Linked DNA regions of Mus musculus: region 1 is linked to region 2. A link is a loop called in an ENCODE intact Hi-C map of the cell type or tissue named here. Cell type or tissue: heart. All regions are shown on one strand. Each heading gives the region's core, and the rest is flanking DNA. Links, peaks and the distances in the headings are about the cores only.

Region 1 (15,004 bases), core at 6,619-11,618, 130 kb after region 2:
TTTCTAATAAAGCTATGCTGTTGCCATCCAGGGGGGGGGGGGAAGCATCATATTCTGAAGGCATGTTACAGCTATAAAAATTAAACAGGGGTATAATCCATGGTTTAATTTTTCAAGACACATTAGTCCAAGACCAAATATATATTTTCAGAAATTAATTTTTCCTATTTTAAAAGTAATTTGGAATCACCCGTCTTATAAAGGTAAGGTATGCCAGATGCTTCAATACTTACAATATCATAAATTTCCCTGTCATCCTCATCAGCAAGGGTCAACAGAGCTACCAAAGGATAGCGAGATCTGGGCACTGGACCAAAGTCTTCAATTTCAGTATCACTTGGTAACTGGCAATATATTTCTTCTTTGCTGTGCTTTTTAATACTTTTGAGTATGTAAAGGCAAATTGCCAACAGAACAAAAATATATTAATAAGCCAATAAGTTGGCAACATCTGACTGTATCCACAGGGTCTCCTTTTTTTCTGTGCCAGTGAGTGTATGTGGAAAAAGGATACAAATACTGTTCTCGGTGGAGATAGTCACTGTACAGCGCCTCTTCTAACGCTTGCGGGGTGCTTATCCTGAAGCAGTAGGCGTGCTTCTGGAGAGCTTCGTAGAGCTTCTGCACACTGCATCCCCAGTAGCACGTCAGACGACTATCCTCCAGGCAGTCTGTCCTCAAGGCCATGCCTGCTACAGAAAGCAAACCACAGAGAATGGGCGTCACCCAACCATCGGACAGTACAACAACAGGGTAAGAAGCACGCATGAGCTTCAGTCTGGATGTTGCCCAAGCTCATGGCCCCTTTTAAAAGTTGTTGTATATCTGCAAATATAAAAGTTTCAAGAGCAGAATTAAACTCCATGTAGGATTATAGCAATATCAGCCAAGTTTTATCATTATAATTCATCTTTAAATGATCGGCTCGGTTTTCCTTTTTGTTAAGTGTAACCACCCCTTTCCAAGATCATATGCAATCCCAATCACAGGGGTGAGAAGAGCAGAGCAGAGCCATTTGAAGTGGGTGTTCATAAAACCAGGGTGTCCAGATGGGGATCACTCAAGTCAGAAAACACTAGACGAAGCAGAGTGTGACTGCTACTGTTTATTAATACACAGAACAACAGTGTTAATGTCCGTCACACAGTCCATGTTCTGCAGCCCAAGGAACAGCTGGGAATACCAACTATGGAAGGTTTAATAATTCTCTCTCTCTGTTTTCAACAAAAGGAGGTTACAACTTCAGTAGACTGGATACATAGATGACTAAGAGGACATACAAATTGTTTGTGTCATCTTACTTATGGATTCTATGCCTACATAGTACTTTAAGTGCTACCAACATGATATTTTTTCTCCTTCCTAGTAGCAGTTGAAGCAGATGGAGCCCAAGGGGAGAGACATCGAGTGTCGCCTGCAGTTGGGAGAGAAGCTGCCACAACCAGAGCAGAGGTAGGGTGTGTTTGACTAGAACTAAATGTAGTCTGGGTCACTGTTCCTGGCACAACAGCCTGGCTTCTGCACCGGGCTCCAGGCCCACCAGCATCCCCCGGCCTCAGTGAGCCTTTACTGAAGACTTTCAAGACAAAGTGCTGTGAGAAGATGAACACATTCAAGCAGGATGACAAGAGGGTGTCCTACTCTTCTGCTTCAGTGGTGTGTGGAGGGCAGTGACACAGACCACAGGCAATTAACCAGACACAAGTGTTAACTAGCAGGAACTCTGCATAGGCACCTAGGATGGAATTCTACCTCAGATACTTATTGGACTTCAACCAGGTCTTAATTCACCGACAATTGAAAGTAACCATGCTTTAATGCGTCACTAAAACTGGTTCTAGATTGCTGTTCTCAGCCTTCATGATGCACCACAGTTCCTCACGTTGTGGGGACCTCCAACCATAACATCATTTCTGTTGCTTCTTCATAACTATAATTTTGCTGTTAGGAAGCATGACGTAAATGTTTTTGGAGACTACAGCGAGTTTTTTCCTTTCACATGTTCTTGTTCTTCTAAATTTCATACATATAGGTTGCATACACAGAACTGTTTTACATTAATATCATTAACAAAACTGGGGCACAGCTGTAAATCAGAAAGTTTAACACCAAGTGGGGTATGGCTTCCTTCAACCCGTCGTTATCCCACACAACTGCACTAGGCTAACAACACAAACTGCCTAAGTCAGCCTTGCAGTGAGCCATTTAAAAAGAACAACTCAGACAGGAAAAGTCATCTTGTCTCTGTGAGGAAGTCATGCACAGAGACCATGTGTGAGGATGGTGAGACAGTCAGGGCCCCTGGAGAGGAAGCATCAGGAAGTGGAGGCTGGCAAACTGCTCTCCAAATGCTAATGTGTTTTTTGCCTAAGTCTTTTGCTTTATGTTAACTGTTAAAATGGGGGACAGGGTGGTATGGAGGGGGCTTCCAAAGTGACAGCAGGCTTCCTGAAGCCCATTCATCGAACTCAACTAACACATACTGAGTGTCTAACTATGGCTTCATTAAAGCTCTATACAGGGACATGAACTGAACAAAATACAAACACAACAAAACCCAAGCAACCGGTGCCAGTAAACAGACTCATGAGTCTCTTATTTGTTCTCAAGTCACATCATGTCTGGGTGTTTGCTCCCCATCCTGTGCAATCTGTCAGGTACTTGGGATATAGTGGTGAAAAAACATCCTGGATGATCTGCGCTGGAAACAAAATAACCATCTAACTACTCACAATGCCAGCATCATGGAGACATTGCTAAGGGTAGCTACCTTTCCATGAACTTTGTTCTTTTTTGTTTAGTTGGTTGGGTTTTGTTTTATTTTGTTTTTGAGACAGGGTTTCTCTGTGTAGCCCTGGCTGTCCTGGAACTCACTCTGTAGACCAGGCTGGCCTCGAACTCAGAAACCCGCCTGCCTCTACCTCCCAAGTGGTGGGATTAAAGGCATGAGCCACCACTGCCCCGGCTAACTTTGTTCTTATAACTTAACTCAAATTCTTCTCCCCCCCCCCCCCAGAAACAAGTAAGAAATGGTATCCACTGGTGTTTTGTTTTGTTTTTTAAAGTGAGTTCTTCTAGTAGCCACCCTCCTAGTGACCATTTGCCTTTTCTGTTAGTGAAGTATGTCAGAGAGTGGGCATAGCTGAGGGCTCCACTGACAAATTTCATTGGCCTCTGACACAGGCAGCATTGGCTCTGCTTATGATGGCTTCTGCCTGAATGGTGGTGGTGACTGATTGCTTCTGCCTGAATGGTGGTGGTGACTGATTGCTTCTGCCTGAATGGTGGTGGTGACTGATTGCTTCTGCCTGAATGGTGGTGGTGACTACCTCAGTTCTATACGAGATTTCCTGTTTTCCTCACAGCAAGATCAGTGACCAACTCTTCTCACTTCCCAGTGTACTTCCAGGCTTGTGGGACTGGACAGCAGGAAATCTCATGGCTGACTTTTCTATAGGCAGTCCTTACCCAAGAACCAGCTAAGACACTCTCGCAGGTTGAAATATAAAGCCATGGGGGGGAGGGGGGGTTTGGGGGAGGCGATGCTGGGGGGGGAGGTTGGGTGTTGTTGAACCACCATTGTATATTTTAATCATCACTGCCTTCTTTTAATAAAGATAGTTTCTTTATGCTATATCTTAAAATTTATTTTTCTAAAACGAAAATATGTCAGAATAAATATGTACTCTTTAGGGAAAACGATCTTAGTTTCCTTCAACTTATAGGGTGGCATTATTTATAATTAAGGGAAGGGAGTAAGGAATTTTGTACTTAAAAAAATTACTTGCTGAGGCCAACTTGAGCTGTATTATGAATTCCAGACCAATCTGGGTGAGGTCTCCATCAAAGAAACGAAGAAAGACTGACTTAGGCAATGCGCCATGCTGCCTGACTGGTTTCTGTCAGGTGATAGATAAGCTTCCAGCAGTCACAGGCAGCATGCCGACTTCAGAATGGTTCACTGAAGTCACAGTGAATGTGACGGAGGAAGACCATCAGCTCCGGAGGTAAGTTCAATACCTTCAGCCCAAAACCCCCACTGGATTTGATTGTCTCCTGGAGGTCACCAGTGGGATGCAGAAGTAGCAATCAGTGACTTGAGGATAGACACCTCAGTAGAGGGACACAGGGAGATGTCAGCATCACTTGGAAGAGTGAAAGGGAGAGCAAACAAATATAAAAAAAGGGTTCTTTTTCCATTTTCATGTATGTATGCTGTGCATGTGTGCATATGTGTGTGCTGTGCATGTGTGTATGAGTGTGTGTTGTGCATGTGTGCATGAGTGTGTGCTGTGCATGTATGTGTGTGCTGTGCATATGTGCATGAGTGTGTGCTGTGCATGTATGTGTGTGCTGTGCATATGTGCATGAGTGTGTGCTGTGCATGTATGTGTGTGTGTGCTGTGCATGTATGTGTGTGTGTGCTGTGCATGTGTGCATGAGTGTGTGCTGTGCATGTATGTGTGTGTGCTGTGCATGTGTGCATGAGTGTGTGCTGTGCATGTATGTGTGTGTGCTGTGCATGTGTGTATGAGTGTGTGCTGTGCATGTGTGTATGTGTGTGTGTGCTGTGCATGTGTGCATGAGTGTATAATGTGCATGTGTGTATGTGTGTGTGCTGTGCATGTGTGCCTGTGTGTGGACACACCAGCATGTGTGCCCCCGTGCCCAACATGGCTTTCCTGGGTTAATGTTGAGAATCTTCACCTTTACGTTCTCCTTGAGGCAGGATCTCTCAACCCAGAGCTCAGATATGTCTACTCTTGCTGGCCGGCTTGCCCAGGGACCCCATCTCCACCTTCTGAAGCAGGCCACACACCTCCTGACATTCTGAGTGTGGATCTGAACTCTAGTCCTTACGGCTGCATTTTAACCATGTCCCTGGCTCAGATTCGTACAGTTTCTGTGTTTGTTTGTTTTTGTTTTTAACAGTTTTGAAGGAAAGAAAAAGAAATGGTAGCAAGAATAAGGTAAAAGCTGAGAACGAGTGCATTTGTGGTTAAGATAGGAAAGGTTAGGTGTCAAAGGTCAGCACCTCTGCTCCTAAATCTCCATCTGCACTGAACGAAAGCATTTCAAAATCCACAGATACAAAACTCAAGTCTCTAGTTTTCTTCCAAAACCCACATTCCTCCCATTTTACTTCTGTTATCAGCGTTATCTATGGAAACCAATGCAAAGAATCTAGTCTTCACAGACTCTTCTCTCTAATCTATTCTCTTAGTCAATAGTTACCATCTTAGACTCTTCCTGTTGCTATGATAAAAATGCCCTGGGAATGGCAACTTTGGGGAGCAAAGGTTTACTCTGGCTACAGCTCAAGTGTGCAGGCATTTATGGTGAGGAAGAGCCTGAAGCAGCTGCTCCCGCTGCATTCATAGCACAAGCATACACTGCCGTTCACCTCTCATTATCTGTGTATATAGACCGTGGGTGCAGCCAAGGGTCAGGGCCAAGCACAAGGGGCAGATCTTCTCACCTGGGTTACCACAATCAAGACAATCCCTCACAGGCCTGTGAAGCCATCTCACAAGTGATGCCAGGGTCTGGCAGCTGACAGCTGATGCTAACATCACACCTGCCTCTCCCTGTCTGAGCCACAAAGGGCTCCTTGGTTCTCACCTTTCTGCACTTCCTACCTCCTGGGTGCTCTGCTCCCTCTCCTTCCACCCCCAGGAAACACCCACTTATCTTTCAGTCAAGACAACTAGGAAATGGCCACCAGGAACAGGGGTGAGCACAGGCTCTCTACAAGGACTTTCCAAAGTGTCTCTACTGTGGCAAACAACTTATTTCTTCATGATTCACCTCCATGGCTCCTAAGTAGTCCTTCTAACAATTCCCTTTTCCAAACACAGAAACAAACCTGTGAACTGTAATTATCACACCAGAAATAACTTATTATATGAAAATAATGTATACTAAAATATCATAATTTCAGATTATAAATCAGTCGTTCTTTTATAGCAACCTTAAAGTCACCGTTTTACACATTTACTCATTATGTCCCTGACGGCCAATGAATGCGGCACAGACTGTGCACCAACATGTCTGTACTTCCTTTCCTCTCCGTAAGCGCTGTCTCTGTTAACTACTGGATAAACCCTTCCAGAGTTAGATGTAGAAAGCATTCATCTTCACGTCTACAGTGTTCAGGTCAATGAATGGTTAAATTTAATGAGGGCAGAGTGTGCAACAGAGAAAGAAAACAGAAGGGCTAGCAACAAGAGGACATGAGATGGGAGCGAAGCTGGGGAATAGCCACCGACTTGCTAGGGAAGCTGCAGATGAATTAGTGATCTCCAAGCCAAAAGGATTCTTCACTTGTCTCATTTGTTTCTTGAACGCTCTTGTGCTGAACTGGGTTTCTTCTGAATTTCTCAGAATTACTGGAACATCCCAACCAAACCTAAAGAAAGGTAAAGATAAAACGTAAGTTCAACAGATTTGAAACCTTATGTCACATAAAAAGTATGTTAGGCTTCATTACATATTCCTTTTTAAAATAAGGACCAGGAAAAGAGGTGTAGTCACTGATCTACATTGTCTTGCAGAATCAATCTAGAATTAAGGGAGGGCAGCGGCTTCACAGAACTGCAATGCATCACTGGGCTGAGTGAATCGGCTTGCTCTTTCCTTTACATTGTGGATAACCATAATTTCATAATTATAGTCAGTGATTGTAGGTAAATTATACTTAGAATAAAAAACGTGGCCATTATAGAACTATCTTCAAAAGATATGAAAAACAAATGTTTACTCAATATTCAGACTATTTGTTATGGTTTATGAGGCCAGGAAACTGTTAAAATATCAAATAGCCTTTTAGAATTTTTAAAATAACAAACCGAAGTATCAAATACAGACTTTCATCATATAATACACTTTTAAAAGTTGCATAAACTATGCAAAAGCATGAACTGTGACAGTCCATGCAGAGCAAGCCTGGGGATAAAGAAACTAAACTAAATAGCTGGTAAACTTACAAAGCAGGCAAGCTTACTCAGTCTAAACAGAGTGTCCTAGAATAAGCCACGGACGAATCAGTGGACTGCAGCTGTGAGCATACTTTGATCACTTCTTTCTCTCCAAACACACAGCTCCGAGAGACAGGAAAGAAAAGGAAACAGGAAGGAGCCTGCAGAAACAAGCTCACAAACTGGCATATTCCAGGGAGAGTATCTTAACAGTCAGCACCAAAGATTATATTGCTATAAGCATGTGGGTAATTTTCAAAAATATAGGGGCTGGAGAGATGGCTCAACAGTTAAGATCTCTGTCTGTTTTTCCAGATGATCTGGAATTCAGCTCCTAGCACCCACATGACAGTTCATAACTGTGTGTAACAGGGGATCCAATATTCTGGTCTCTGTGGGTACCAGGCACACAAGTGGTACGCACACACACATGCACATAAAGCACCTACAAAAACAAAACAACATTTTAAAGTCAAAAAGTAGATGCTTGTGATGGTTTGTACACACTTGGCCCCGGGAGCGGCATCATGAGGAGGTGTAGCCTCGTTGGAGTAGGTGTGTCACTGTGGGTGTGGACTCTGATACCCTCATCCTAGCTGCCTGGAAGTCAGTCTTCTCCTGCACATGCCTGCCTGGATGCTGCCATGCTCCTCCTGCCTTGATGATAATGGACTGAACTTCTGAACCTGTCAGCCAGCCCTAATTAAATGTTGTCCTTATAAGAGCTGCCTTGGTCATGGTGTCTGTTCACAGCAGTAAACCCCTAACTAAGGCAATGCTATATGTTTTTTTTAAATATGGAATCCTAAAAGAGACAAAACTAACCTCTGTTAGAAATGAGGAGGAGCAAGGCTGTTTCTGGGTTTACAGTGTGGGAACCCCTGGGGAAGACGAGAAGAGCCCAGCAGCACGTGGTGCTTAGACTGGGGTTCTACACCTGGCAGACAGCAAGTTCCGGATTTGCATATCCCTTGCAGGAAAATAGCACTTTAAAAGAAAAACTGGTCAGGTGTGGTAGTGCATGCTTTAGTCCTAGCACTTGGAGGCCAAAGCACTGAGTTCAAGGCTAGCCTGATCTACAGAATTGTGGGACAGCAAGGGACAGTTTCTACACAGAGAAACCCTGTCCCCAAACAAAACAAAATTAACCAAACAAACAAAAACAAAGCAAACAAAATGTCAGAGAGGCTAGGGAGCAAGCTCAGTGAGTAATGTGCTGAGCGGGTGTGGGGACCTGAGTTAGAATCCATGTAAAGCTGGCATGGGAGTGTGCGTCTGTGCGGGGCTCCAACAGCATGATGGAAGAGAGAGAGGGAGAGTGGGGGTGAGGGGGGGGCGCTGAATATACAAAAGAAAATGATAAACAAGACACCTGGCAGTCATGTCCTAGTGCTTAGGGGTGAAGAGAACAACTTTGGAGGACATCCTGGAATAAGATGGACAAATGGTTGGACAGCAGAAGGGATGAGGGGGCAGACATGTGATGCAATAAATGTTGATGGTAGAGTCTAAGCAGTGAATAATGTGTGTTCCATGTAATTCTTCCCTGTGTCCTGAATGTTTGAAAATTTATATAATAAAATGTTTGATAAAAGGAGACATAGCTGGGCTTAATGTCAACTACTTTCAGGGGAAAATACATGGAGAAAGGCTACTGGCATGGATTGATGGGTTTGTGCCTGGGGCAGGCAGTGGCAACTAAGTCTACACAAAGGCCAGTGTAGGGCATGCAGGCAATGCAATGGTTAGGGCAAGGCTCCCACCAAGAGTGGGTTGGGCCAGTGTCAATCTGCAACAGAAGTGTCGCTGTAATACCTTGTCCTAGGCTGGATGTCTAAGCATCTGGTAACTATTATTATAAAATAGTAAAGCAGTGAAGGTAAGAAAAAGAATAAAACAAACAAAAATACCTTCCACAAATATTGAGTTAGCAAACTAAAATTCCATAATAGATTATCATTCTGATAAAAGAAGCTAATAAAATTAACAAAGAGAATAGACCTAATGATGGACCTGATTTTACTGAGCTTAGATAAGACTGCTGGGGTCCAGCCAGGGAAGAGGAAATGTGAGTGGGCCTCTAGTAGATCCAACTGTTTCCACGGAAATTCACTGTAACTCAGGACAAAGCTTACGAATATGTGTAAGGATGTGTAAGACAATGGCTCAGCAAGCTCTAAGGCAAATGCATTTCTCCAATGTTTATAACTGCCATGCAAAGAAGCAGAAAATATAACTATAAAGAGGAGATGAAAGAGTCTATAGAAGTGTATCAAAAATTATAAAGATACTGGAAATTTATACAACCTGATAATCCTTGTCTTTTAACTGGAGACAACTACATAGCTGTATGTGCTCAAGAAGGCTAATGAGATTAGAGAATATATAGACAATTTAAAGCACTCCTGTCAGTTTTTAGAGATGACAAAGGCAAAGACTGAGATGAAAAACATGCTGGCCAGCCTTCTCAGCAGATTAGACACTGAAGAACATATGGAGAGTAAATGTGAAGATACTACAATAAGAAGAGCCCCGTCTGAGGGCTGGGAACGTGGCTTGGTGCTGTACTGCTGGCAGTAAAACACTCTGCAGTGAAACTCACACTCCCTCTCCCTCTCTCTGTCTCCCCCTCTCTCTCTCTCTCCCTCTCCCTCTCCCTCTCCCTCTCTCTGTCTCCCCCTCTCTCTCTCCTCTCAAAATGAAATGGAAAGAGAAAGGAAACTGAAAATGAAGCGTCCAACAGACAACTTAATGTAGCCAAAGTCTACAAAATATAAAAGTATCTTTAAAATCTTGAAAGTTAGAGGGAGACTAAAATCCCCAAAGCAACCTGAAAGTTGTTGCAAATATGCCAACATAGTTATTTAAGTAATGCAAAGGAAGAGTAACAGATGCGGGGAGAACCAAAGACAGACAAATAAGAACAAACTGTAAAATGATGGGCTTAAATCCACCAACCCCAGTCCTCTCATCAGTGCACATGATTCAGACCCCCTAACTAAAAGACTAAGATTATCAGACTGGAGAAAAATGCAATTCCTAGGTATATGGTACATAGAAGAAACCCACTTAAAATACCAAGACAAAATTAGATCTTAAGTAGAGCATGGGAAAAGATATTCTTGCTAAGAGAATAACTAAGAGAAAGCTGGAAGTCCTTGGGATATAGCTCAGTGGTAGTTTGTCTAAATGCTTAAGATGCTAAATGCAATCCTGGAAAACGATGAAAACCAGGGAGAGAGAAGGCTGGGGAGAGGAGGAGAATGAGCAAGCCAGTCGTGATGGCTACATTAATAACAGACAGAGAAGAAGTTGGGGCAGGGATTATGAGAGGAAAAGGGAGTGCTGCTTCATAATTAGAAAGAAGTTAATTTATCCTCCAGATACAATAATCCTAAATGTTTATTCATCTACAGATAGTTCTTCAAAATACAAGGTAAAAAAGAGACACAACTCTAAAAATAAGGAGAAAAATACATAGAGATTTTGATACTCTGAACCAGTTCAATAACTGAAAGGAGCAAGAGATAGAAAAATCAGCAAGGACAGCACAGACTTGAACAGCAGTATTAACCTGTCCGACCTGGTACAGAGTATATCACCCAACAAGCAGAGAGGCTCTCCCTCTAATGCTCTAGGATGCTTACTAAAGACAGACCATACTCTAGGCTAGAGGTTACAAACATCTAAAATTCTGAACAGACTCAAAGTGAAAACATATCTATCACACTTTATTTGATAAAGCTGTACTTAGAAGGAAAACCTAGAAGCCAAAGAAAGAGATACCTGAACTGTCTCAACCTCACTGAATCAAGTTTCCATCAATCAAACATATGCTGAGACTTTGGCTCCAGAAATACTTGAGCACACATCCTCACTGATGTTATCTGTTCTTGTAACATTCTATGCTTCTCTTAACACCCTGACTATCCTGTCTCCATCTCCTATGGAATACACGGTTCCTATAAACCAGTGGTTCTTAACCTTCCTAATGCTTCAATCCTTTAGTGTAACCCTTTAACCCAACCTTGAAGTTGACTATGGAACCCAGAACAAAGTGGTTTGGAGCTCTCCATAACTCTGTGATTCTCTGAGAGTTGGTTTGAGAGTTTCACGTTTGTTTTCGTCCTGTAAATAACCCAAGCAACCCAAAACAGGTGTCATAGCACTGGTGTGCACTCAGTTCTCAGAATCGCTGTGACTGCCATCAACAGCCACGCGCTGTACAGACTTGCTCCCCCAGGCACCTAATTCAGAAACCACTCCATCACAATCAACCGAATGCATCTTTATTTAAATTAATTACAATGCCATTACATGCAATGGATTCCTAGGATCTCATTTCTCATTAATAAAGGGCTGAAGAATATCCCAGTAACAACTGGGTGTCCAAGCTGTAATTAACCCAACTGACAAGCTCCAACTTTGATGGGATTTTGCCCAAGAACACTCAGTCATAGTCCACTCAGAAGATCAGAACCCCATCAACTATGTGAATAGAAAGAAATAGACTAACTAAAAGTTATTAACTAGCACTGAAGATGTGACTCAGTGGTAGAGTGCTTGCCTAGAGTGGGAGACTCTGCCACAAGCTATCATCCCTAAGACAAAGTAACAGAACAAAGAAAAATGTGGAGTTGGGACACTATGCAGCTGCGACTCCAATATAATGAAATGAGGCTGATCTAGGAGACTTGAAAATTATAAACTGGGACCAGAGTTGCTGCCAGGGTGAAGCACTATTGCTACAGGAAGACATACAAGAAAAGCAAGTAAACAGAAGCAGTGTGCCCCGAGGCCTGTGTAAACTTCAGTCTGTATCCTTTCTTAGTGAAGCATTATGGTAGACATCTAACAAAGGAGAAATACGGTTTTCTGTCCCAGACTCACTAACAGAGTATACAGGGGGGTGCAGTAAGGCTGACGGACAATCCCTCACTGAACTGTGATGCCAGGGTGACAGGGAATCGCTGCCAAGTTGATATTCTGGATTATTTGAGTAAGGTATTTGAGAGTATTCGACAGACGGGTGCTGCTGGGACTCACAGAAGCCACTATGGAGGCTAGAAGACAGTTATGTCCTGTTGTGTGATTTCTTTTTCCTTTTCTTGGCTATTGTTACTGGGGTCTAATAGCCAGCTGTTCCTGCTCTTTCAGCAATGCTCACCAACACAGGTAGATGCAGCACAGTGGAGAGAAGCAAGAAACAAGGACCCAGCGCGTGACGTGAGAACAGATAACCAATAGAGATTACATTGCAGATATGACCGATACACAATGACAAGGACGAAAAGTGTAGCAAGTTGACTAGCTCACTCCTGTTGCCTTGGTTGGGATATTAGAAAGATGTCTGTAAGATTAACATGGTGACCAAGTTATCATCATTTCTAGCAGGTGAATCCGGCCTTGGTTTAGTTTGCAAATAACAATATAAAAAGCTTATCTACGTAGGTGAAGCTAAGCCGGGTGGGAAGAATGGTTGGTTAGGTTCACCATGACTTGTTAGGTTCAAATAAGGACAGAGGTGACTGGTGCTTACTGACGAGGTCTTGCAGCCTCATCAGTGCTCAGCCCAGACTTCAAGAAATAACACAATAGAAACTTGCAACACTTGTAAACCTCCTACTGACACAGGTAGTAAACAATCATTATAGATTCAAATCAAGCCTTAAACGTGGCGTGAACCTGTGTTTGTCTGACTCCAAAGTCTGTCTCCCTGTCTCTCCTTGTCTCTGTCTCTCTCTGTCTTCCCCCCCCCCCACACACACACACCCGTCTTCCTTTTACCCTTAGATGCCACATTACGTGCAATATGAATTTTATCCACTTCCCCCAGTGGCCTATTTAACAAGGCATATAGTGCAATTATCAACTAGATAATTTCCTTAGAGAGGAAAGTTAGGTTGAAGAGAGTAATACCAGTGTTGTAGTTCTTTAAAAACTGTGTATTAAGACTACTTTTTTTTTAAAGTGGTAAACACTAATTCTAATTACAAACTTCCTTGACGTAAATGACAGCAATTAAAACCTGAAAGGTTAATAGTAAATAACACGGAGTGATCCACGTATGGTGGCACACCCCTATATTCCCAGCACTTGGGATGCTGAAACAGGACTGCAATCATACTATGCTACAGGGAAACCACCTGTCTTAAAGAGAAAACAACTTAAGACTGGACTTCATCTTATCTTGTCCACAACATGGGAGTTTTACGCTGTAACTCGGGGTCAAGTGGAAATATTAACATGTTCTTTTTTTCCAAAAGGAGATCCTATTATCAGAAACGGACCGGGACCTGTTAAAGTCTTTAAAGTAACGATGAATATGTAATCAAGTGGTATTTTTGAGCTTGATTTACAAAGCCCGCTTCAGTCTCAAACCTGTTTGCTTTGTTCTTCTTGCAAATGCATTCCCGTTCTCACATAGTTTTCAGAGAACTCGTTCCCCAACTGTAACAGCTCATGTCCTTTTCTGTACGGTCCACTTCCAGCCATGGTTCTTGCTCATTTAGAGCCACTGTTCAATACATTTGGGTTCACCATCTTTTCAAGGGGCTATGAAAGCTGCAGTCTAGAGAGCAACCGCTGTAGGCTAGTCCCGTGGTTTCAACCAGCTGTGTTTTATAAGCCTAAACATGATAAAACTGCATCTCCTCAAGAGGGATACCGGAGACTCAACACTGAAAGAATTGTTCCTGGGTTATGTAACTCTCCTAGAAGCAAAATGCCTCCACCCCACAGAATAACTTATTCCTAAAATCTCGCTCCTTTCTAAAAACGTCTTATTAACTAAAGATCACTTCCAAAAAAATAGACTGCATCAAGAAGCCATTCAATTAGCAATCGGTAGATACAGAATTCGGGTAAAAGTTCCTCTGAAAGATCTGGGACCAAGCAAGGGTCAGTTCGGGTCATAAACAGCCAAGCTCCTTTGGGTCAGGTCTGCGCGCCTGCGGGGCCGGTGACCGGTCCCCGCTAGGCACAAAGTAGGCCGGGGCCCGGGACAAAGCCTTCGGGACACGCACTCTGACCCCCGCACCAGGACCAAGTTCTCCCCTGCGGTCCCATCCCACGGGGGCAGCAGCCTGGCCTGGGCCGAGTGTGTTCGGTGGCGGTGACCGCTCTCCCGGAGTCACCCGAACCCTCTGCGCGGACCCCACACCGGGCCGGCGGTCCCCGCGCCCTCCACTCCCAGCCCTGGACACTCACCATCCTAATACCAGGCCGGTGGTGACGATGAAGCAGGTGAAGACCACCGCTATGTAGAAGAGCGGCGAGTATTCATAGAGCGTTACCAGGAACACTGCGGCCATCGGGGTCTCCTGGGCTCAGCCCAGCCCAGCCCGGCTGGCCCGGACCCGAGCCGGTATGGCGCCCCGGAGCGGACAAACTTTGTAGGTCCTCACTCGCCCAGGCTTCTGGGCAGCTGACAGCCGCGGCCACTGGAGACGGAATGCCAATCACAAGGTTGATAGCAGGTATGCCACGCCCCTCCCTCGTCTGGTCCCGACTACTGGCTACGTAACAGGGAGGGACCAGCTCCGCCCTGCCCTGCGCCCAGGATTGGTGGCCTGAGAGAATTCCGCCAGCCGGGCTCTGTTCTCAAATTCCTAACTGACATCTGGGGCCAAAATTTAAGTTAATGCAGATCCTCAGATACACGAGGTATCCTGGAAACCCTGCAAACCCTAGACAAATTTGGGAATGGGACAAGGGCCGGCATCGGCGCGACGGAATGGTCTACGAAAGGAATGGTCTCGATTTGCGGATTGTCGCGGAAAACCCGAAAAGAGGTCACTACCGCGAGCGATTTTTTGTAACCTTATCAACCTTTGCAAAGTAAGTTTATTCAAAGGAAAATCGGCATACGTACTCCCTCGGCCCTCTTTTTTCTTCTCCAATTAGAATTAGCCAGATCTTTGAAGGTTTTAGTAACTAATTTTTGTTTGTTTATTAGGAGATCTTAGTACAGGAAGTAGCTTAATGTCTGCTTCCTTTCCTCACTCTTGTCATCAGTGCCTCAAAGA
Region 2 (15,004 bases), core at 5,946-10,945:
AAAATGTTCGGATAAAACGCATTGAGGCTAGATCTAGTGTCAACGTTGAGTACATACTGGCCAGCTCTACCACAAATCCCTTGTAGCTTTGATGAATGGCATATTTAAAGAGCCTTCATTTAGCTCTTGAGGTTTATTTATTTATAACATATTATTTACATCCTGTCTCCTTCCATGAAGGATTTGAGGCAGCATAGCTCTTCGGTTAAACTCATCCTTAATCAGTTCAGACATCTCTCTCTCTCATCCTGCTAGGTCCAACTTCAATTGAGACGTTTTCCCAGTGTGATCAATTAAGTCAGACTCCTGCGGTCCAGACCTTCCGCTGACAACAAAGGCTGCGCAGAGGCAGAGTCTGTGACCTTTGGTTAGCTTCCTGGTGCAAGGAAGCACAGGAAACCCTGGTGGAACTTCGCAGGGCATCCCCTTTGGTGTGCAAGGCCTCTCTAGAGAACAGTGTACAGTATGAAGATTACCCACCAGTCAGAGAGTCATTAGCAGTGCCACCCCTGTGCAGTGGGAGCCAAGGACATGAGGCTTGGCTTCTTATGTATACACAATCCTGACAAGTCCAACTTAGGGTGCAGAAAACCCACAATAATCATCTCAATACACTACGATTCTTCTGGGCTTCATAGGTACCTAACTTAACTTTGCCACAACTCATCACCTGCCAGGTGATGGTTTCAAAGAACCTCAGGTGACAGCTGCCGCATGTGGCTGCCAATAAAAGGCCTTACTTCTGTGTACCTTTTCTGGCTCCTCAAGTCCCTGTTCTTGGCTCTTCCTCATGTGAATTGTCACTGCAAATCTCAATTTGCACTTGATGTCTCTTTTCTCCCTCCATAAAGCACTTCGTACAATCATGTTATACACTCACATAACATAAGCATGCCTGGGAATTTTCTCTTTGAGAGAAAAAGCGTTTGGTACCTGGTTCATGGTTGCTGGGGTAAAGGACTGCCCATCAGAACAGAGATGCTTCGGGCCATTTGGAGATGTTTTGCTATTAGCAGGGATATATTTGAGACACACCATTCACACTCACCCACAAATCCTTCTGACACCAAGAACAGACATCTGGGAGTAGCTGGCTGAATCTTTGTGTGTGAGACGCAGTCATGGAATAGCATGAAGCCAACTTGCATATACAAAGAAAGAATTCATAACTCACATGGGTTCAATAAAGACTGAGGCCAGTGCCCAGACAAGACCCAGGTGCTACCATTGACCAGGGTGGGAGTGACCTTCAAAAGTGAGAAAACTCAAGGGTAGACTCCCAGAAGGTCTACGTCATACTCTGTTTTTCTCTGCTAATTAGCACTCCATTCTAGCTAGCTAGCTAACCGATTACAGACTTTTAAGCACAGCAGATGCACCTAGGCACAGATTTTAATTCCACAGAAATAAAAAGTCATTAGAGAAAAAAGCCTGAAGATCTCAAATGTAAGCAGGAAAAAGAAATGTTTTTCTATAGTTTTCTAATATGACAATATAAGTAAATTTGTATCTTCCTCAATAAAAATATCTATGTAGACCAAAAGGTGAGATTTTAATTGGCTATTTAGGAGGCATCCCAGATCTGAAGATCAATCCCAGTGTTAGAGCATCTACTTAGCATGCTCAAAACCCTACCACAAACAAATAAACAACCTTCATGAACAGACCAGGAAGCCAAAGCTCTCTGGGGTGGGGTGGGGTGGGATGGGGTGGGGGCTGCTTTCCTGGAGCTCAAATCTTAGATATCTGACCTGAAGTCCATGGTGCCTCTCACATTCTTGCTCACGAGACACATGACTGACTGAATTTACAGAAAGAAAACCCTTGCACAGCTCACGAGAGATCTGAACAGCATGCCATTGCTTGGCTTGCATGGCCTCTCCGTGTGAGCACACAGAAAGTCGGGTTTTAAGAGGCAAATGATTTTGTAACTAAAAGGACTGGAGACATCTGCCTGCATATCAAGTCTGGGATAAGTCATTCAAGGTTGCAGGTGGAGAATCATATAGGACTCCTACTTATAAGATGGCTGTCCAAATGCTGTTCACAGGGACAGCTATTAGACATAATGAGACTCTAAACAAGAAAACTGTAGCTCAGGACTGGGTATTTTCTCCAGGCTTTCCATAAAAGCACATAAAGTGGGTAAGCCAGCCGAGCAGAAAGAATGGGTGGTAATGACTGGATTTTCCACAGGCAGATCAAGGTAGTCTCTCTCCAGCTGTAGTTTTGCACTGTCATCATGGAGGAAGAGTTAGTGGCAGTTTCCTAGACTTATGTCCCTGACCCTTCCCTTCCTGAAACAAATGACACAGTTTCTCAGAGGAGTCTGGTTTCCTTAATTAAAACATAAAGAAAATAAAAGTCGAGCCTCCATCCCATGATCATCCAAGGACAAAAAGAAAGAGGTGTCGATCTGTGAGTTTATATACCAGCGACATCTCAGAAATTAGAACTCAGCAGAGTTCATTGAGTGAGGGGGGTTTTAGAACAAAGGCCCTTCTAGAATCCTTCTCCAAGAGCCATGTTCTTCATAAAGGAATTGGGACACCTGAACCGTGACAGTACTGAAGGGCTTTGAGAGAAACCCGGCAGTGATATGGCCTTCGTACTTTGCATACTAAATTGACAGAGTTCACTGTTTCTCACACTAACCTCTGGGACTCTCGAGAGAACCAAGTGCAATATCCCAACCACTGTTTGTGGGGTATGGGCTAAGTCCCTGGGTGTTGATTCATGGTCCAGGCAAAGGAAGAGCTCTGGAGCAAGCAAGCACAAAGCACACAATTCCCTCAGATTTAACACGATGGCCCTGATAAGAATGCATGGAGACTTCCAGGAGGGAAGATGCTAGCCTCTAGGACCCGTGAGGTACACTGAGTCATGAGGCTTTGAGTGGCATCTTTGGCTGTGACTCATTTTGAACACAATCCATGCTGGTGGTCCCATCAGTCTTCAAGCAGCTGAGGAAGGCCAAGCATAGCAAAGTTACTTCATGATATGGAACAAATGCTACCATGTACCTGGGTGATAAAAAGGCCTGAGAAACCTTTGTCAAATACCAAGAGTCAGCCATGCTGAACAACAACCATGAAAAGTCTTCTTTTTGCATCACAGTCAGGTACAGGTTGTGGTCCTGGATATCAGGTACCATTGATCTTGACTGGTTTCTTGTTCCTGATGTCAAAGACTCACAAGTACCTCAGTAGACTAGCACCCCCAACTTAAAGGTATGCAAACTGAGCCTCAAAGAAGGCAAGCTACTTGGACAAAGTAACTCTGTTTTATGCACCAGTCTGTGCAGAGGTGCGCAGTCAGTCACCACCTAGGTGGCACTTAGCTTTACTTGTCATCTTGACATATCTAGAATTATCTGAAAAGATAATCTCAATAAAGGGCTCTCTATATCGGGTTAGCCTGTTGATATGTCTATTGGTGATTGTCTTAATTTAATTGATGTGGGAAGACACTGCCCAATGTGGGTGGTACCATTCCCTAGGCAATGGGGCCTAAACTGTTTAAGAGTAGAGAAGTGAGCTAGACACAAGCAAACGAGTGCGCACACAAACATTTAATCCTTCTACTCATGACTGTGGCTGTGAGCAGCTGCTCAAAGTTCCTGCATTGACTTCCCTCTGTGATGGAGCTGGAACTCAGAGATCTGCTTGCCTCTGCTGTTGGAGTGCTGGAAATAAAGGTGTGCATCACCATATCCAGCTCTCAGATGTGATTCTTGAGATGGTCACTTGCTTTGTACGGGTGACCTGTCTCACTAGAGCAGCTGCCCCTCAGGAAGGAGCCCAAAAGTCATTTTGTGTGGGCTACATCATTGCAGAAACTACACAGGTACCTAAGTCTTAGCAGGAAGTAAGCTCAACCCCAGCAGTGGTTTGTGACATTACTCAGCAGCAAACACCAGCTACAAAGCTATACAGAGCAGTAAGTAGTTCCAGCCATCTTGCTGCTCCTCATCAGAAACCACGCATCCGTCTGCCTCTTCTCCTGGCAATGAACCAACAAGTCAGGCACACAGCCAATCACATTGCTCCCTCTAGCTACCCAGGAAAGTGGAAGGGATTCAGTGGAAGAAGCCTGTGTTTAAAGGGATGAGCATTCAGCAGAGTGGTGAGCAAAACAAACAAACAACCTTTAAGGCATGAATGGCAGCAAGACAGAAGGAAAACTTTGGTGGGCCATCGACTGTAATTCCTCATTATACCACAGATAGGTGGTGGGTGGATTTGGTTGCTGCAGTGGCTGACATGCCTGGACTGTCTTAATGGTCAATGTTAAATGCAGTTTGTCACTGTAAGATTAGGGGGAAGCCGAAAGGGGATCATAGTGAAAGTGCCAGAAGTATCTAAAGATGGGATGCAGGGGTCACGTTCCTCCAGAAGGTGTCCTGAATACCAGTCAAGTTGCCATTGATTTCCACCATAAAGTCATTGCTAAGTTGTTCTAGGGGAAATGAAGGAAAGGCTGGTTACTCGCTGCCTTGCCCTTCGGGGGTGGCAGAATATGGGGAAGGCACACAGAAGCCCACTTCTACCTCTGTCTTAGACATCAGCCATGTCTGTACCTCACCGTCCCTGTGTCCGGGAGAGGTTCATACACAGTGTGTTAGGACTCACAGGGCTTCTGCTACCACCTCATAAGCCAAAGACCAAACTCAAGGGGCAAAGGCCTGAGAATGGTGAAGAGAAGCCTGGCCAGGAGCGCACACCACACACCACCTCTGTCCAAAGGCGTGGCCTGGGGAGAGACACTTTTGAAAGCTTCACGTCAATGTGTTCCTCCCCCTTATGAAACCAGAAGAAAATGCAACCAGGTAAAAACAGCTGAGGAGGGACGCCATCATCTACTGACAAGTGGAGGGCAGTGTATAGAAACGAAAGGTAGTGGAGAGCTGAGTTCAATGATGAGGAAACTTCAAAAGACCAGATTTGCTCTCTTCTTCTAGTCTCTCTCTGCACATGTGTCCTTTCTCTCTTTCTCCTCTCCCCGACCCCTCCCAATGGTGACTCCCCCTGGCCTCAATCCTCGGGACCAGTGAAATCACCTAAGAACAGCTTCCCAATAAACATGCTATAGACAGACAGACAGACAGACAGACAGACAGACAGACAGATAGACAGATAGAACTCTAAGCCAGGTTTGGTGGCACAGGCCTATCTTCCCAGCCCTGATGAGGTGGAGTTGGGATTAGGAACTAAGACTAGTCTTGAGTACACAGTAAATTCTAGGACAGCCTAGGATACAAGAGACCCTGCTTCCAAAAACAAATAAGCCAAGCCAAAACAAACGAAACCAAAGTTTATGGCCCGCTTTGCCTGTCTGAATCTTAGTCACTCTCCAATTCCACCACAAACTAACTGGACCCTATTGTAGTTATAGTCAGTATTGATCATTTAAAGTCAAACACTCTTGAAAGTACTTGACTACAGGCTGGGAGTGGCTCAGAGCAAACATAGGATCCTGGCTTTGATTGCCAATGCTAGTAAAGAAAAATAAATAAATAAACAAAGAAACGAAGGAAGATCGTGATGGAATAGAGGACTCAGTAGCATGGGGCTATGGAGGTGCTGAGCTAGGATTTACCCCAGGCACTCTGGCCCTGTGACTATCCAAGAGACTTAACAATGGCATCACCTGCAGGCTCTGACTGCTCATGTGCCAGCGGTTGGAGCTTCAATATGCACAGTGCCTCCTTCACTCATCTCTCTGGAAGTCGCTGTGGCAGGGACTTCTGGAATCTTTTTCTACTGATATTCAAGCATTTTCTCTTATGTTTTCTCAAAACTTGTGATATGACCATGTTTTTAATATTTTTAATATCTTAATATCCTAGTATCTCAAGATAAAAGTTAACATTGCATCGAGACTATTCAATTAAAAATATGATTAAAACTGTTTTTAGATTTATTTTTGTTTAGTAATATTTTGCTTGCATGTGTATATGTGTACCACATGCATGTCTGGTCTGAGGCCAGAATAGGGCAATCAGACCCCCTGGAACTGGAGTTACAGATGGTTGTGAGCCACCATGTGGCTGCTGGGAACCAAACCAGGGTTCTCTATAAGAGCAATAAGTGCTCTGATCTGCTGATCCATCTCTTCAGGGCCCCTGAAGAGATTTGTTTGTTTCTTTCCAGGTTTTTGTTTGTTTTTTACCAAACTCTGGTAGTGTTTGCCTTCAGTCTCAGTACTTGAAGGCAAAGACCAGCCTCTGTTAGCTGGGAGTTAACCTGGTCTCTACAGTGAGTTCTAAGCCAGCCAGGTATAGATAGTATGATCCTGTTTCAAAAATTAAAAACATAAGATATGAAAACTGAAAACAGCAAATGCTCCCAAAACATGGTTTTGATTTTGTTAGCTCCTAAAATCCCACAGTATGCAAACACTGGCCTGGGGGAGGCAGTACTTGGGTTTCATCTTGCTTCAACTAGGAAAGATTCAGAAAGCTACAAGGCAGCCCCCAAAGGGCTCAAATGTGTCCTTATGAAGATGGATCTGACCTCAAGTCACTCTCCCACCCCCTGCTCCCCGAGGGCTACTGCCAGTAGGAAAGTAGGAATTCCCTCTCCTTCCTTCCGAGCTGTGTTGTCATGCTGGGCAGAGTTCAGGACACAGCTTTGAATGTGGTTTCCTGATTAGAAGGGCGACTCCAGGCAGGCAGGCAGGCAGCAGGCGGGCAGGCGGGCAGGCGGGCAGGCGGGCAGGCGGGCAGGCGGGCAGGCGGGCAGGCAGGAACTCTAGCTTGAATAGTCTAATGTCCTCATCATCCACCACTTCTTTGGAATGAAAACATCAACAGAAACGAGCCAGAGCAAAAGAGCATCCCTGGGAAAATCAGCAGCAAGGGGCTGCAGCAGTAAACATCGCTGCTGGTTCTTCTTCACACAGTAAAGCGACATGACATGCGCAGTTCCATCATTCCGCAGCAGAGTTGTGTCCTTTTGTAGTGAGACAGGCTCTCACTCTGTAGTTTTGGCTGGCTTGGAACTCACTATAGTAGACCAGGTTGGCCTCCAACTCATAGAGATCTACCTCCAAACCCTTGTCCAATACAGCTAATGATGACTGAGAGAGGGGAACCCCACAAGAAGCCAGACACAGCATCTGCTGCAGTTCCTATCAAAGAGGAGCAGGGAGAAGTGGACCCCAAGAGGTGTCGAGCTACGAGGTGGGGAACACAGTTCTGCCGCTAACGCACTTTAGGATCTTAGGGGGAATCAGTTTTAGGGCCAACAATAAAAAACAAGACACCACCTATGCTGAACCCTAAGCTTTTCTGAGAAGAAAGTACAAGCTACCTTCCTGACTTAAGGACAAGAGGAAGCAATATTAATGTTGGTGGCTCACACCTTTGCCAGCCTGATCTGTGTGTGGGGCAAGTTCCAAGAGAGCTAAACAGGAAACCCTGTCGTGAAAACCCAAAGAGGTGGGGGAGGGGAAGGAGAGAGAGAGAGAGGGAGAGAGAGAGAGAGAGAGAGAGAGAGGCTTAAGAAGTGGCTTGACTGGTAAACATATTTCATCTCAAGTCGGACACTCTGAGCTCAGTTCTCAGGGTCCACGTGGTGGAAGAAGAGAACTCGCTCCTGTTAATTGCCCTCTGACTTCCACTGTAAACTATGGCATATGCTGCCGAGCCCCCAAGATACAATAAATACCTAAAAAAAAAAAAGGGAAGGCTTTAAAGAAAAGATAGAACATGCAAGTGTGCCAAGACCCTGACTGGAAGGGAGTGAGTGGAAGCTGACAGGACAGAGCAGCAGGGACATTTCTTGAGGGCCACAGAAAGAGGGAAGGGATAGGAAAGGGAGGCAGGAACTTCCAGACCTCAAAAGGATATAAGAGTCAGCATGAGCGAATAGATTATCAGAGGAAGGAAGAGAAATCCATAAGAGGAGAGGCATACAAGGGAAGAGCAGGGGAGAGCTGGGTGCCCTGTATCAAATTCTTAACTAGAAATAGAATATAACCCTCCTGCTGCCCAGTGTGCAGTAAACGGACAGAAGTGAGGTCCCGTGACTAAGCCTGTCCCCGTGAAGTAGAAGAGTTCAGGCAACGAAAACCCACTCTCTCAAAACAGTATCATACTACATTTTGTGAATTCAGATTGTAGTTCATCTGCACACAGATCTGGAAGGAGGAAAGACTGCACAAAGGTTCATAACCTTTCAAAAACCAACAACAACAACAAAAAAAGATTCTGGGCTAAGCTATCTAGAAATAGAACATTTTGATTACCAAATAAAAACTAGGTCAATAAGATAATGGATGTGATTTAAATGAAAATCACAGTATTTGTAGTGAGCTAAAAGTGGTATCAATGTTACAGCAGAGAAAGAATATAATTAAGTGTATTTTTAAATGGCAGCTCTCCCCACCCCAGGCCGTCAAATCCCAGCCTGGCCACCAGGATTCCTCCACCTCATTGGAGAGGAATGTGCTAGCAAGCCACAAGTTAGTCGGAAGAATGTCGAGTTTCCGTACTACTCCAGAAAATCCCGAAGGACTCTGGTTAGCTCCATTCTTCCATCGGTAGGTCACCGTGACTCATTTAGAAAGCAAGGAACAGGAAGGCTCACATCTGACCGTGCCTGCCGTTCCTTTACCTTTTTCTTTTCTCTGGCTGAAAACCTGCAAAAGCGAGCATAGCTGTCAGAAGTTTCCAGAATCTGCTGAAAGGAGACCACTAGGAACAATTCCAGATGGTTTGAGGAGGTGGGAATACTCTGAAAGACGTTTAACCACAGGTTAGGGATGGAGGTGAAGGGTGAGGGGGCCCGCTCTGGTTTTCCTCTACAGCTGTGATATGATACTGTGGAAAGAGACTCGGGGGCGTTTCTGGCTTCTTTTTGACAGGGGCACGGAGGAGAAGGCTGAGTCACGCGAGGGGCAGTGTTGCAGGAGGTGAGGGCAGCCACTAAAGTGGTGGCAGGAGACTGTCAAGACGTTTCCTTGGATGTTTGTCTGACAGGCATAGCCATGGAGTGGGTAGGTCGTGAGTGAAACTGTGGTGATTCTTCCAAACTTAAGATGTGTCTTCAAGGAGCAAATAAGATCAAGTCAGATAATACTCTGCGATGAATGTCTTAAGTGAGATGACATGAGAGAGTATGTATAACTCCTTTATAAGGAGATTGCTACTGATTCCAGAAGTCTCTGAATAAGATATCAATGTGGCTACATATAAATAATAATTATTCAGAGTAGCTTATTTTCCAAATCTTTTGTGAGTAGTACATATTTACTGGTAAGTTCATTAAAACCACTGATTCTTTGATGCGTTTAAATTCTGACATCTTGTCCATTAAATCCCAAAGCATTCATTTATCCTTAGAAAGCGTAAGTGTACCTCCCATGAAGCAAATCTGTTAAACGCCAATTGAGCCTGTCAAATGAGAGAGAAGTTGAGAACTTATTTCACAAGATGTGCAATGAAGCATTGATCCCGGGCAAAATCGCCGTGTCCATTTCAACATCATTAAGTCAGCGCCTGTCAACTCCTTTTTACCTTGTGCTTCACAATAAACTGTAAGATGATAGATTCCCTAGTCAGTACTGCCTCTCTACTAGTGGCCAAAGGAACTTTGAACTCCAGTTATCCTGAGGCGAGCAAGACACCTCACTGCAGTAGCCCTGGAGGAATTCTACACCAGGAGAAAGGCCAAAGTGGTTAGGACAATCTGAGCTCATCCTAGCTCTCCGGGGTTATTCTTATTTATAGTTCCTCTTTATCAACAGGATTTCTTAAACCTTAATGTGAAAGAAAATCTGTGGGAAGTGTCATCAGAAGCCAGGGGGACCTTTGGGACACCCAGAAATGAAGGAGTTAACTTTCTAAAGAAAAGCACCTGGTCCTGTGCAGGGTTTTAAACTCTGACCTCCCATGAGGCTGGAGCTCTTGATGGGTTGAAAGTGAGAAACATGAAGAAATGCTCAGTACAAGCCTGTGACTCAGGGTGTGTGTGTGTGTGTGTGTGTGTGTGTGTGAGAGAGAGAGAGAGAGAGAGAGAGAGAGAGAGAGAGAGAGAGAGAGAGAGAAATAGAGAGAGGGAGAGGGAGAGGGAGAGGGAGAGGGAGAGGGAGAGGGAGAGAGAAAGAGAGGAGAGCTGGGGAATAGGGGGCTTGGGGGATGGGGTGGATTATTTCCCTGGGGAGAGAAAGCAAGAAGGTCACATGAGCATTTCATGGGGAGATGAAAGCTGGTGCTAAGGAAGAAACTACATCAGAGCCAATTGCAGTCACAGGCTAGACCTGCTCCTGAGGTGCCACTGACATATTATGGCCCCTCTCCTTGGATTAAAGAAGCAGCTGGGAGCTGGGTAAGGGTGGGGGCTGGGTAAGGGTAAGGGGGGCTGGGTGAGGGTAGGGAGGACTGGGTAAAGGTAAGGAAGGCTGGGTAAGAGTAGGGGAGCTGGGTAAAGGTAAGGGGGCGAGGTGAGAGTAGGGGGCTGGGTGAGGATAGGGGGCTGGGTAAGGGTAGGTGGGCTGGGTAAGGGTACGGGGCTGGGTAAGGGTAGGGGTCTGGGTGAGGGTAGAGGGCTGGGTAAGGGTAGGTGGGCTAGGTAAGAGTAGGGGAGCTGGGTAGGGGGCTGGGTAAGGGTAGAGAGGCTGGGTGAGGGTAGGAGGCTGGGTAAGGGTAGGGGGCTGGGTGAGGGTGGGGGCTGGGTAAGGGTAGAGAGGCTGAGTAAGGGTAGGTGGGTTGGGTAAGGGTAGGGGGCTGGGTGAGGGTAGAGGGCTGGGTGAGGGTGGAGGCTGGGTGAGGGTAGAGAGGCTGGGTGAGGGTAGGGGGCTGGGTAAGGGTAGGGGGCTGGGTGAGGGTGGGGGCTGGGTGAGGGTAGAGAGGCTGGGTGAGGGTAGGGGGCTGGGTAAGGGTAGGGGGCTGGGTGAGGGTGGGGGCTGGGTAAGGGTAGGGGGCTGGGTGAGGGTGGGGGCTGGGTAAGGGTAGGGGCTGGGTGAGGGTAGGAGGCTGGGTGAGGGTAGGGGGCTGGGTGAGGGTGGGGGCTGGGTAAGGGTAGGAGGCTGGGTGAGGGTGGGGGCTGGGTAAGGGTAGGTGGGCTGGGTAAGGGTAGGGGGCTGGGTGAGGGTAGGGGGCTGGGTGAGGATAGGGGGCTGGGTAAGGGTAGAGAGGCTGGGTAAGGGTAGGGGGCTGGGTAAGGGTAGGGGGCTGGGTGAGGGTGGGGGCTGGGTGAGGGTAGGGGGCTGGGTAAAGGTAAGGGGGCTTGGGGACAAGCTGCAGCTGTTAGAGCAGAAGTGACAGAAGGGAAAGCCTCTTCTCTGCCACCGGCCCACAAGGTGAGACCTGAGTGTGAGCTGACCCTGACTATTAATATGCCTGATCTGACACTCACTAGTAATTCCTGGAGACCTCCAACAAAGGGGCCACTGTGACCCACACAGAAGAGAGGAAAAATCACAAGCCCGTGGCCTCGGAATCCTTTCACCCACAGGACCCTCGGGAGGAAACCTAATTGTGTCCGTTTAGGCAACTGTTACTGAGAGTTCAGGAACAGGCCAGGGGTACACTTAACGCTTTCAGTGGGTGAATGAATGTTGTGGGATCCTCAGTTGCGATGATGGAACAGAAACATGGTGAGGAGTTAGTGACTTTATAAATGATATAAAGGTTTATGTATCTTCTTTTGAAAGCAAGACTTTTGTATTAGTTAGTTTTCTATTGCTGTGTTTAAAAGCCATGACTAAGGTAACTTATAGAAAAAAAGAGTTTATATGAGCTTATGGTTCCGGGTGGGTGACTCCATCATGGTGGCCAGGCATGGGGGGGGGGGAGCAGGACGCTCAGAGCTCATATCCTCAACCACAATCAGGAAGCAGAACCGCCAAACCAAGAGTAGATGAAGCTTTAAGTTCTCAAAGCCCACCCCTAATGACACACTTCCTCCAGCGAGGCCACACCTCCTAAGCCTCCTCAAACAGTGTTACCAACTGGCAACGAAGTGTTCCCATGTCCAAGACCATGGGGGGCATTTCTCATTTGTTTGGAGGGCAGAGTTTGTGTGCATGTGAGTGAATGTAGGTATGTCTCTGTGCTGTGTGAGGGCACGTGCACAACTGTGTGCACGTGAGTGTAGAGGGCAGAGGGCAATGTGTGGTCACCTGCAGGCACTGTCCATCTTTTTTTGAGGCAGGATCTTTTAGCCTGGAGCTTGCCCAAGTAGGCTTGGCTGGCAGATGGGCAAACTCTAGAGATCTGTCTGTCTCCATCTCCCAGGGCTGGGATCATAAGTACACGCCACCATGCACCAGCTTTTCTAAGATTTACTTTTTATTATTTTTATTTATGCATGTATGTGTGTGTGTGTGCCATGCATGTTTGGGTGCCCGTGGAAGTCAGAAAAGGGCACAGGGTCTCCTGAAGTTGGAGTTACAGGTAGCTGTGAGCCACCTGATAGGGGTGCTGGAGACAGAACTCAAGACACTTGGTAGCAAGTTCTCTTAACTGCTCAGCCATCTCTCTAGAACCCTTACAATTTTTATTTTATTTTTTATTTTTTTATTTTGCGTGACTTCTGGGGATAGAACTCAGGGCCTCATGTTTGCAGAGGAACTATTCCCCCAGGGCTCCCTCCTCAATTGGATCAGTGTTTCTAACTTGTTGTGAGTCTCATGGATTTAGATCTCATTGCTCATAGTCCTTTTGACTTTGTCAGGTGAGGATCAGTGAACAGAAAAAGGAGAGCGAGAAGACAGAATTATCTCTGGAGTAATCATTCAAGTAGGGGTTCTCTGGAGCTCCTTATAATACCCTATGATACACTGGAAGTCGGTAATGATGATTAAAAACATAATAATCTTGCTTTTTAAAGCAAAAATTTGAATGGTTAAAAATGTGAATGGACTAGAAATAAATACCAAATAGATCAACCGTGGTTATTTTAACATTTTTAAAAAAATGAGAAGTGACACATAAATGGAAGTCTTACATTTATAAAAACGCAGGCAAGGTGATTGTGTGTGACAAATACTCACAGGCAAATAAGGAAAAAGTAGAAAAAAGTTTCCCTTTCTAAAATAAACTAATATTTTTTCAGCATACATTTCTCCTAAATTCTGACCTTTATACTGTCTTGAGAAAAACATTTTAAGCCAACCCTTCCAACTCTGCTATCCAAGCCTGAGGCATGAAATTCCATTAAATAGCCCATAAATACCTTCATGTACCAGGGACAGGCAACAACTGACTTACCCCTGGACAAAGTCATCCTGTTGGGTGACTTCTGCCTGGTAGCTCTGTCTGTAGGTTCCTAAGCTTAGAGTTCTCCTTCACCTACCCTATCCCTCTACCCAGAACCTCTCTGAAGCCCTTGAATATGTTCTAGCTTCATGCTCCCTACCACAACGGTCTCTGCTTTCAGGTATAATAATAACATCATGTCCAGGATAGCTCGTTCCTCCCAAAGATTGATTCCCTTCCTCCAAGGGGTGTGGGGAGCGGGTGTGGCGGCAGTCCCAAAGACGCCAGGGACTGCAGCTAAGTCATATGACTTGCACCTGACTTCCTCATATAAGACACAAACATCTTGAGTGCTGCGCAGGTGTACCAGGATACAGGTGAATCCAATTTGGTGGAGATTTGCCCCTGCTGCCCTGATTAGCTGAAGCCTCGTGACTGGCGAGGGGGCGTGGCCTGCGGTGCGTGGATGAGAGAGAGTATAAAAGGAGTGAGAGGCCCAGGGTTCCGGGGAGATATAAACAAGAAGAATCAGGACTGAATAAACTGCTGTTAGAAGGACTGGTGGTCGCGTCGTTCTTGCTGGTCGAGAGCGGGCGCGACAAAGGGGAACCTGTGACCTCTGCCCTTTAGGACCTCCGCCCCACCCTGAGTTCTCAGGCCACTTAGCTCATTTTTCTCCTCTAGTTTCTCTCTTCCCTATGATGCCTTAAACCATGACTCACCACACCAGGAGAAAACTCCAGGGCCACATCTTCAGTTGCCTATTTGACAGCCTACCTCATCCCCTGCCTCCAGTATTAATAGGAAACCAACTTAATGTGCTTAAAACTTGACCTTGGTTGAAAACTTGGGTACTCACTCAGTGTTTCAATCTCAATATATAGATACAGATATAGATGATATAGATATAGATATAGATATAGATATCAACCAATTCAACAACAAAAAAATTAGAGTCATCTTAACTCATTTCTTCCACATCATGCCTATTAACGCCTTCAAAATAGCCCTCTAGACACTGACCACTCGTCCCCACATCAGGCACTGTTCTGGTCTGAGCCATCATCTCAACTGGCAACAGGAACAAGAGCTCACAGGTCTTCTATCTCCTTCACCGCAGTCTCCTCAGGACTGTATTCAGAGTGATCGTTCACAAAGTTCAACCAGCCTCTCCATTCCATCCCCCCCATCTCTGGTTACTCAACTTTCCTGTTGTCTTCTATGCCGTGTGCTGTTTAATATGGGCGCCCACTACCCACGTGTGGCTATTTAAGTTCCAGCTACTTAAGATGAAAAACCTCCGTTCCTCGGCCATGCTAACCTTGGCTACTTATATGTGGTTAATGAGCCTCTATGCTAGCCTGTCCTATCAGCATGGAAAGGTCTCCTGAAAGTGCTACAACTTACCACCTTCCCCCAACTGAACCAACAATGAGTAAATCACATGCCCGACAAGCCCTTCAACCAACCTGTTCTCCTTAGGCCCCAGCTTTTCATTTTAGGGAGCTCCTGAGATCCACCCCCCAATTTTCAAGCAAAAATTAGATTGTATGCCCTATGCTACATAAACTCAATTTTTATTTCAGTAGCCTTATTTACTGTGCAAATATTTACAAACTAATATCGATCTCTTCAATGCTGGCTTGGCTCTTATGCCTTTTCTGTGCCAAACACAAAAGAACATGTTTTAATAAAGATGATAACACATTAGGAAATGTCCAGGCTTCAGAGTTCTCCAGGCCTAAATCTATGCTGCCAATTATTAGCCTGGGGGCTATGTAATCTTTTAGAATTCTCAGT

The links. Hi-C counts contacts between places; a loop is a spot of excess contacts. Peaks named below come from ENCODE experiments on the same cell type or tissue, not always from the same donor. Only the 100,000 strongest peaks of a DNase experiment are listed, where the experiment ranks them.
Region 1: it touches region 2 in a loop (2.8-fold over the local background); 1 of 42 quality-filtered maps calls a loop at or near these places.

What each region holds. Positions count from the first base shown.
Region 1 is chr14:46,831,562-46,846,565 of GRCm38, reverse strand. Cgrrf1 (cell growth regulator with ring finger domain 1) reads right to left here and starts at 14,432. Exons shown (of 6, transcript NM_026832.4): 1 at 14,187-14,432; 2 at 6,270-6,409; 3 at 515-692; 4 at 234-381. The coding sequence starts at 14,290. In heart, for the core only: no CTCF peak of the experiment used is centred there; no DNase peak of the experiment used is centred there.
Region 2 is chr14:46,959,872-46,974,875 of GRCm38, reverse strand. The region is part of intron 2 of Samd4 (sterile alpha motif domain containing 4); the gene reads right to left. Among named protein-coding and RNA genes, the nearest start is that of Mir378c, 12 kb to the right of the region's middle. In heart, for the core only: a CTCF peak has its summit at 8,406; DNase peaks (open chromatin) are centred at 6,595 and 8,455; H3K4me3 peaks cover 537 bases; H3K27ac peaks cover 3,592 bases.